Linked DNA regions of Homo sapiens: region 2 is linked to region 1. A link is an interaction called in ENCODE POLR2A ChIA-PET data of the cell type or tissue named here. Cell type or tissue: A673. All regions are shown on one strand. Each heading gives the region's core, and the rest is flanking DNA. Links, peaks and the distances in the headings are about the cores only. Region 1 overlaps LUCAT1 (lung cancer associated transcript 1). Region 2 has its middle 23 kb from the start of ARRDC3-AS1.

Region 1 (4,398 bases), core at 111-4,110:
ATTGTCCTTCTCCTTTTCCAGATGGATAAACAGAGGCAACCCGAGGATAAAGGCCTTGCTCAGTGTCACACATTTCAGTCACTAAATAAGACACAATGGATGCCAGTATTCTCATCCCCTCACAAATAAAGAGCCTTCAAGCTCTTGCAGTCAACAAGAACTTTTGGAATGATTTCACTGCCTGAAAAGGCAGATACATAGGTGACACCCACAAATAGGAAGAAAATCAACCTGAACCTGAGTGTGTGGGCTCACTGACTCTAAGCAGTAGAGACAGAAGAAAAAGTTTTAGCAAAGAAGGGTTCTGAAAGAAAATAAATATAGCTCGTTATCAAGTGCTGTTTTTACACAGTAAAACATGGGCAAAATTACTCTTCTTTAAGTAGTAATTCTTATCTCTTGATTAAGTCACCTACTCATTCATTTAATAAATACATACTGATTGTTTTCTATGTGTTGAGCACTCATCTCTGTATTGGAAATATAATAATGACCAAAGTTGACAATAGTAATAACAATAATAGCTAATATAGCAGGCACTAATAATTATTTGTTGAGTAATATGTCAAAATTCAGTGTGAACAGCATTCTATTTGGGGCTGCATCCACTGACTATAACACAGCTAATCTATCTGAAATGTTCCAGCTTTGGGCCTCTCTAACAGAAGAAGCTGTTGTTGGGCCTGCCTCTAGTTGGCGATGCATCCACCAATGAGAATGAATTTATGATCGACCACTCTTCCTGTAAAGGCCGCTGGAACTGACAGCATTGTGATTTTCTTTTACTGTTAGTTTTAAATTACTAGAACCAACTCAATTACTAGAACGAACTTTACTTCTTTGTTTCCTACTTATCAAAACAGTAAAAACAACAAGTAAAAGAAATGCCATCTTAATATTGTTTTGATGACAAAACAGTATTCCTTTTAGTTGTGCTTCAAATGGAATAAGATGCAAACAGGCTTGGTATGGTGGCTCACCCCTGTAATCCCAGCCCTTTGGGAGGCCAAGGTGGAAGGATTGCTTGAGGCCATGAGTTTGAGACCAGCCTGCGCAACATAGCAAGACCGTGTCTCTACAAAAAATAAAAAATTAGCTGAGTGTAGTGGTGTGTGCTTGTGGTCCCAGCTACTTTTGAGGCTGAGGAGGGAGAATCTCTTGAGCCCAGAAGGTCGAAGTTGCAGTGAGCCGTGATCGTGCCATTGCTCTCCAGCTTGGACAACAAAGCAAGACCCTATGTCAAAAAATAAATAAATAAAAGACATAAACATATCTGAGATTAACTTTCAGTGGTAAATTTGTTCCATATATGATTTTTAAGGTTAAATGCTTTGGAAGCTTTAAAAACCATTTCAGCCCTTTTAAATGCCAACTTACACTGATGATGCTCTCAGATGTTAGGAAATCTTTTGAGCAGAAAATGGAAGTGGGGGTGTTGAGGCAGGGAGGAGAGTGATGCAATATTCCTTAGTGTCATCCTGTGATTTCACAATTTGTTTTTCAATCTGTTTGGACTTTCAAAAGGGAAGACTCTCATATGTCAACAAGCCCATGAACTGAAGCTTAAAACACTGGAAACAACAACTGTAGAGTTTCAAGTATATGTACATTTATGTATTCATGTTCCTTGATGGGAATGCTGGCTGGTGTGAATGTTCAATCTCCTGAGAAATGTAAATTTTTCTCTGACAGATTTATTAGCTTGCTGTATCTGAGCACATGAGCAAAAACAATGCCTAATAAGAAAACTTTCTCTCTCCTTCAAAGTCAAACTTGGGAGAAATGAAGGGAAATCGAGTTTTCTTTGCTTGACAGTGTTCAACATTCTTGTAGTCAGTGTGCTCATGAAGATTGCAAACTTTTTTTTTTTTTTAGAGCAGCTAGGACTACAGGCGCGCACCACCACACCCAGCTAATTTGTGTATTTTTAGTAGAGATGGGGTTTTAACTATGTTGGCCAAGCTTGTCTCAAACTCCTGACCTCAAGTGATCCATTCGACAGCTCTTTCTTTTTTTTTTTTTTTTTTGAGACAAAGTCTCGCTCTGTCACCCAGGCTGGAGTGCAGTGGTATGATCTCAGCTCACTGCAACCTCCGCCTCCTGGGTTCAAGCAATTCTCATGCCTTAGCCTCCCGAATAGCTGGGACTACAGGTGTGTGCCACCACGCCCAGCTAATTTTTGTATTTTTAGTAGAGACAGGGTTTCATCATGTTGTCCAGGCTGGTCTCAAACTCCTGACCTCAAGTGGTCCGCCCGCCTCGGCCTCCCAAAGTGCTGGGATTACAGGTGTGAGCCACCACGCCTGGCCATCTGGCAGTTCTTTATAGCAGTACGAAAATGGACTAATACACCCCATCTCTCCCAAAATAAAAAAAGTAGATAGGTGTGGTGGCACGCACCTGTAGTTTCAGCTGCTCAAGAGGCTGAGGTGGGGGGATAGCTTGATCCGGGCAGGCAGAAGTTGCAGTGAGCTGAGATTGGACCACTGCACTCCAACCTGGGTAACAGAACAACAACCCATCTCAAAAAAAAAAAAAAATAACTGGGGATTAGATTGAAAAGATATAAAAATAAAGCTATTAATCTCTTACAGTCCCAGATATAAAGTATATGCTCTCATGTTATGAAAAGGTCAATATAATTATGAATAAGAAAAAAGATTATTGTTCTTTTATGTTCACCAGTCTGAGCACCTATGATGAGCACCTATGAGAATCTCTGCTGGTACTTACCAGTTAGCCCACTCACTGTCTCCAAGATTCTGTATGTTTTCCACCCTCTGTTGAGAGCATTTCTGGTACAGTGTACATAGTTAAGTAATAATAGTCAAGGAGAAAAGAAAATAAAGTTCTGACGTGGCATTAAGAATAGCAGCAATAAGACCAGGCGTGGTGGCTCATGCCTGTAATCCCAGCATTTTGGGAGGTCGAGGTGGGTGGATTGCCTGAGGTCAGGAGTTCAAGATCAGCCTGGTCAACATGGTGAAACCCCATCTCTACTAAAAATACAAAAATTAGCTGGGTATGGTGGCGCATGCCTGTAGTCCCAGCTACTCAGGAGGCTGAGGCAGGAGAATTGCTTGAACCTGGGAGGCCGAAGTTGCAGTGAGCCAAGATTTTGCCACTGCATTCCAGCCTGGGCAACAGAGTGAGACTCCTTCTCAAAAAAAAAAAAAAAAGAAAAGAAAAGAAAAGAAGAAGAATAGCAGCAATAAAATAGAGGAAATGACTGGCTCTGAGGCAGATTGTTTAAATAAAATATGTGTGGTGGCTCACTCCTGAATCCCAGCACTTTGGGAGGCCAAGGTGGGTAGATCACTTGAGGCCAGGAGTTCAAGACCAGCCTGGCCAACATGGCAAAACCCTGTCTCTGCTAAAAATACAAAAATTATCTGGGCATAGTGGCATGTGCCTATAATCCCAGTTACTCGGGAGGCTGAGGCAGGAGAATCACTTGAACCAGAAAGGTGGAGGTTGCAGTGAGCCGAGATTGTGGCACTACACTCCAGCCTGGGCAACAGAGCAAGACTCTTTCCCAAAAATAAATAAATAGGCTGGGCGTGGTGGTTCACGCCTGTATTGCCAGTACTTTGGGAGGCCAAGGAGGGCAGATCACTTGAGGTCAGGAGTTCAAGAGCAGCCTGAGCAACATGGTGAAACCCTGTCTCTACTAAAAATACAAACTTAGCCAGGCGTGGTGGCACATGCCTGTAGTCCCCCCTACTTGGGAGGCTGAGTCAAGAGAATCACTTGAACTCGGGAGATGGAAGTTACAGTGAGCTGAGATGGCACCACTGCACTCCAGCCTGGGTGACAGAGTAAGACCCTGTCTCTGCTTTTTAAAAAGAAGAAGAAAAGAAAAAAAATGTACTGTATATTTCAAAATAGCTAAAAGAGAGGATTTTAAATATTTTTACCACAAAGAAAATGATAAATATTTGAGGTGATGTATATGCTAATTAACCTGATTTGATCATTCATATATGTGTGTGCGCATATATATATATATATATATATATATATATATATGGAAACAGCACACTTTACTCCATAAATATATACCTGTACAATTATTATTTGGCAATTAAAAATTAAAAAACTGGCCGGGTGTGGTGGCTCAGGCCTCTAATCCCAGCACTTTGGGAGGCCAAGGCAGGCAGATCACAAAGTCAGGAGATCAAGACCATCCTGGCTAACACGGTGAAACACTGTCTCTACTAAAAAATACAAAAAATTAGCCGGGCGTGGTGGTGGGTGCCTGTAGTCCCAGCTACTCGGGAGGCTGAGGCTGGAGAATGGCGTGAACCCGGGAGGCGGAGCTTGCAGTGAGCCGAGATTGTGCCACTACACTCCAGCCTGGGCAACAGAGCAAGATCCGTCTCAAAAAAATTAATTAAT
Region 2 (4,398 bases), core at 236-4,235, 56 kb before region 1:
AAAATCTCCAGGAAATTATTAGTAAATAATTATGTATTTACTACTACATAATTATGTATTAGGAAATGTATTTGATTTTTCTTTTTTCTGTTTTTTTTTTTTTTTTTTGAGACAGCGTCTTACTCTGTCACCCAGACTGTAGTGCAGTGTCAGGATTTCAGCTCACTGCAACCTCAGCCTCCTATGTTCATGCAATTCTCCTGCCTCAGCCTCCCAAGTAGCTGGAACTACAGGCATGGCCCACCACACCGGGCTAGTTTTCTGGGATTTTTTTTGTTTTGTTTTTGTTTTTTTTTTTTTTCGAGATGGAGTCTCATTCTATCACCCAGGGAGGAGTGCAGTGGCACGATCTTGGCTCACTGCCACCTCCGCCTCCCGAATTCAAGCGATTCTCCTGCCTCAGCCTCCCGAGTAGCTGGGATTACAGGCACCTACCACCATGCCTGGCTAATTTTTGTGTTTTTAGTAGAGACAGGGTTTCACCATGTTGGCCCGACTGGTCTCGAACTCCTGACCTCAGGTGATCCACCTGCCTCTGCCTCCTGAAGTGCTGGGATTACAGGCGTGAGCCACTGCACCAGGCCAATTTTCTGTATTTTTAGTAGAGAGGATTTCGCCATGTTGGCCAGGCTGGTCTTGAATTCCTGGCCTCAAGTGATTTGCCTGCCTCTGCCTCCCAAAGTGCTGGGATTATAGGTATGAGCCACCACACCTGGCCAGAAATATATTTGATTATACATTATAACTTATGTATGTGTGTGTGTGTGTGTGTGTGTGTGTGTGTGTGTGTGTGTGTGTGTACACAAAGCTTAGGAAACTAATTTGTAGAAAGAGCATTTGAGTCTTAGTTGGTATAAGAGTTGGCTGGTACTCAGGAGCCACTGCAAAGCCACTTGCCTGCTTATTTATGGTAAAGGTACTGCTGACTCTGGCTTACATAATGAAGGGAGGGAAACAGGAAGACCATAAGGTAAGCAGAAACATTCCTTCTAAGGGAGGTTGAATATTTGTCTGTTCACCTTAATGTCATTTACTTCCATGGTAATCTCCAATTTAGTCTTAATGTTAGAGTCTTTCAAGAGGAAAAAGGGATCCTGGGATATTTCTATTTGGGACAATGCTACTCAAGTACAGAATGGAAAAGCTTGGAGAAAATGGTAGCAAAAAGTCTCTGCTAACAATCCCTCTTATTACACAGCACGATTTCTTTCCAAAATGCCCTTGGTTCAGCTCTAATGAAATACAACGTAATAGAGTTTTGTTACCTTAGAGTATAATCTACATGCCTCTTTGACACTTAACTTTCTTGATTCAATAAAGGAGAAAAAAAAGTTCCAATTTAAGGAAAATCGATTAATGCATTAAGTTCTCTAAGGTACTATTCTTTAGCACTGTGAAGCACTAGCTTACAAAATAACATCATAGGAATCAAAAAGCTCTAACCAGGTAGTACTTGGAGCATATATTCTGAAATTAGGGAAAAGTTTGTATGTTTGTCTTTCTTAATCTCCTTTCTAAACCCATGTAAAGTGATTTGGGAAGTGGAAAATGGCACACATATTTTCTTGGTATGTCATATAAATATTGTCCTATCAAGCTCTTACAATATGCCAGGTATTGTGCAAGGTCTCCTTATGTACATTATCTTATTAATCCTTACAACAACTTTCAAAGATTAGTATTTTGTCTATTTTTTTTAGTTGGGGAAACAACGTTCACAAAAAGATTGAGCAACTGTCTCAAATCACACAGCTGTCAAATTAAAACTAATCCACATCCAGGATTGTCGGAATTTAAAGTCCTTGCATTTTACTGTCACACTACACATATCAATTAACCTTTTATCTGACCCAAGGCTTTGTCTTCAGAAATACCCCATTAGCATAAAATTCATGCATCCCACAACAAGACTCCACAAGAACTAGACATCAGAGTGGTAAATATTGCCAGTTGGAGAGAAGAGATTAGAAGACCTGGAATTTCAGGTTCAACTGTGAGCAGCATTGAGCTCCTAAGGGAGGTCCAGATGGGAATAGGAAATTTAAAGGCAGACCACTACACACTGTTTTCACAGAAGTAACTACGGCTGGACTGTCAGCAGCAGCTGCTGGTACAGAGAGAAAGGTCAATGGGAGTGGACCTGCCAAGGGGTGGGAGAGGCCAATGTAAACGCAGGAGAGAGGACCTGATTCCAAAGGGAAAACTAGGTCGCAGCGCAGTGCTCTCCCAGGCTCCTTGCCCACTGGAAATGCCTCAGTGAATGTACCTGGACTGTCTGACGGTCAGATGACGCCTCTGAAAACTGAACTAATTAATCCTTTCATGTGATGGGAGAATCTCTTCAGCTTTTCATTTCTTCAGTGTTATGAATAATAAATAATGCTCAAAACACTTAATTAAACGGAAGTGGAAAAACTGGTTTGACTTCAAAACATCCCTGAAAAAAAAAACAAACAAGCAAATGAAAAAGCAACCCAGCAGTTCACAGCCTGGGCAACATGGCAAAATCCCATCTCTAAATTTAAAATATACGCAGACACACACTTATATATAACATAGTATGTATATATTTTTTTCTTTAAATCCCTAATGCACATTAGGCTTTTTGAATTTTAAACTTCTAACATTCTTTCAATTATCAAGTCAATCAACAAACATTTATTTTACTTAGCACTAAATGCTATGTATAAACTGAGAAAATTAGAACTGGATCCATTATATTTTCAATAGTTTCCTGCTATTACGCCATTAACTATTGCTAGATCCTTCTTGGTGATGGTGATGGTTTCTAAGGTCTTTTCTTACATACATCACTCTTCATATTTTCTCAAAAAGATCATTCATTCCCTCAGCTTAAATTATCAACCCTGTGACGATTTAAACATCTATTGTCATCAGTCCGACTTTCACTCATCTCTTTACCCTTATTATTAACATCATTACAGTTATTTTACTTGGTAAATTCTCCAGTTTCTCAAAATAAATATTTCTAAAATGAACTCCTCATCCTTCCTCATATATCTAACCACATCCCTATACTTTCCCTCCTGGAATTTCTGATTTTTGTTAAAGGAACCACTCTCTTCACCCGTTCACTCCACTGCCTCAATTAGAAAGTCCGTTTTCTGTGAGAACAAGATGGTATTTGGCCCGTTTCCCTCCATTACCATTGCTACTCTCTTGGTCTAGGTTTCTGTCCTGTCACACACTCCTTACTCCCTTCCAACCATTCTAAAAACCCAGAATAAGTGTCAAACTCCTCCATGAAGTTTTTTTGATCAGCCGGCCACTGGTGACTCATGCCTATAATCTCAGCACTTTGGGAGGTAGAGGCAGGAGGATCACTTGAGCCTGGTTCAAAACCAGCCTGGGGCCGGGCGCAGTGGCTCATGCCCGAAATCCCAGTACTTTGGGAGGCCAAGGCCAGCAGATCACTTGAGGTCAGGAGTTCGAGACCAGACTGGCCAACATGGTGAAACCCTGCCTCTACTAAAAATACAAATATTAGCTGGGCATGGTGGCATGCACCTGTAATCCCAGCTACTCAGGAGGCTGAGGCAGGAGAATTACTTGAACCCAGGAGGCAGAGGTTGCAGTGAGCCAAGATCATGCCACTGCACTCCAGTCTGGGTGATGGAGCGAGACACTGTGTTAAAAAACAAAATAAAATGAAAAAATACAGCCTGGGTAACAAAGCAAGACCCCATCTCAATAAATAAATACATAAAAGTTTCCTGGCCCCTTCCAACCCTTATTGATTCCTGTCACTCTGGAGTGCCCTCAGCATTCACTCTACCTCACAGCATTTGTTCTTATTTACAACCTATTGGTCTTACCTCCCCAAAAAGACAATAAGCTCCTGAAAACAGGAACTATATTAGTTACTTCTTTTGTACTTCTTCCCACCCAACCCTTCAGCTCTCACAATGCATGGATCAAGCTGAGTACAAAACAGATGCTCAAAAAATACTTGGGCAATGATTAAGACAGATGCTCAAAAAATACTTGGGCAGTAACTTCGGTTACTGATATCAACTGAATTATGTCCCCCCGAGATTTATATATTGAAGCCTTAACCCACAATGTGATTGTATCTGGAGAGAGAATCTTTAGGAGATAATTACAGTTAAATGAGTTCATAGGGTAAGGCCCTAATCTGATAGGACTATGGCTTTATTAAAAAGAGGAAGAGAGGCTGGGCACAGTGGCTCACGCCTGTAATCCCAGCACTTTAGGCAGGCCAAGGCAGGTGGATCACCTGATGTCAGGAGTTTGAGACCAGCTTGGCCAACATGGTGAAACCCTGTCTCTACTAAAAATACAAAAATATTAGCCGGATGTGGTGGCACATGCCTGTAATCCCTGCTACTCAGGAGGCTGGGGCAGGAGAATTGCTTG

What was found. Peaks named below come from ENCODE experiments on the same cell type or tissue, not always from the same donor. Only the 100,000 strongest peaks of a DNase experiment are listed, where the experiment ranks them.
Region 2: POLR2A ChIA-PET joins it to region 1 with 6 read pairs; 13 of 35 experiments call an interaction of 5 or more read pairs at or near these places.

The regions. Positions count from the first base shown.
Region 1 is chr5:91,298,785-91,303,182 of GRCh38, reverse strand. LUCAT1 (lung cancer associated transcript 1) reads left to right here. Exons shown (of 5, transcript NR_103548.1): 5 at 22-197. Among named protein-coding and RNA genes, the nearest start is that of LUCAT1, 13 kb to the left of the region's middle. In A673, for the core only: a CTCF peak has its summit at 689; no DNase peak of the experiment used is centred there; H3K27ac peaks cover 599 bases.
Region 2 is chr5:91,355,224-91,359,621 of GRCh38, reverse strand. No RefSeq gene overlaps it. Among named protein-coding and RNA genes, the nearest start is that of ARRDC3-AS1, 23 kb to the left of the region's middle. In A673, for the core only: no CTCF peak of the experiment used is centred there; no DNase peak of the experiment used is centred there.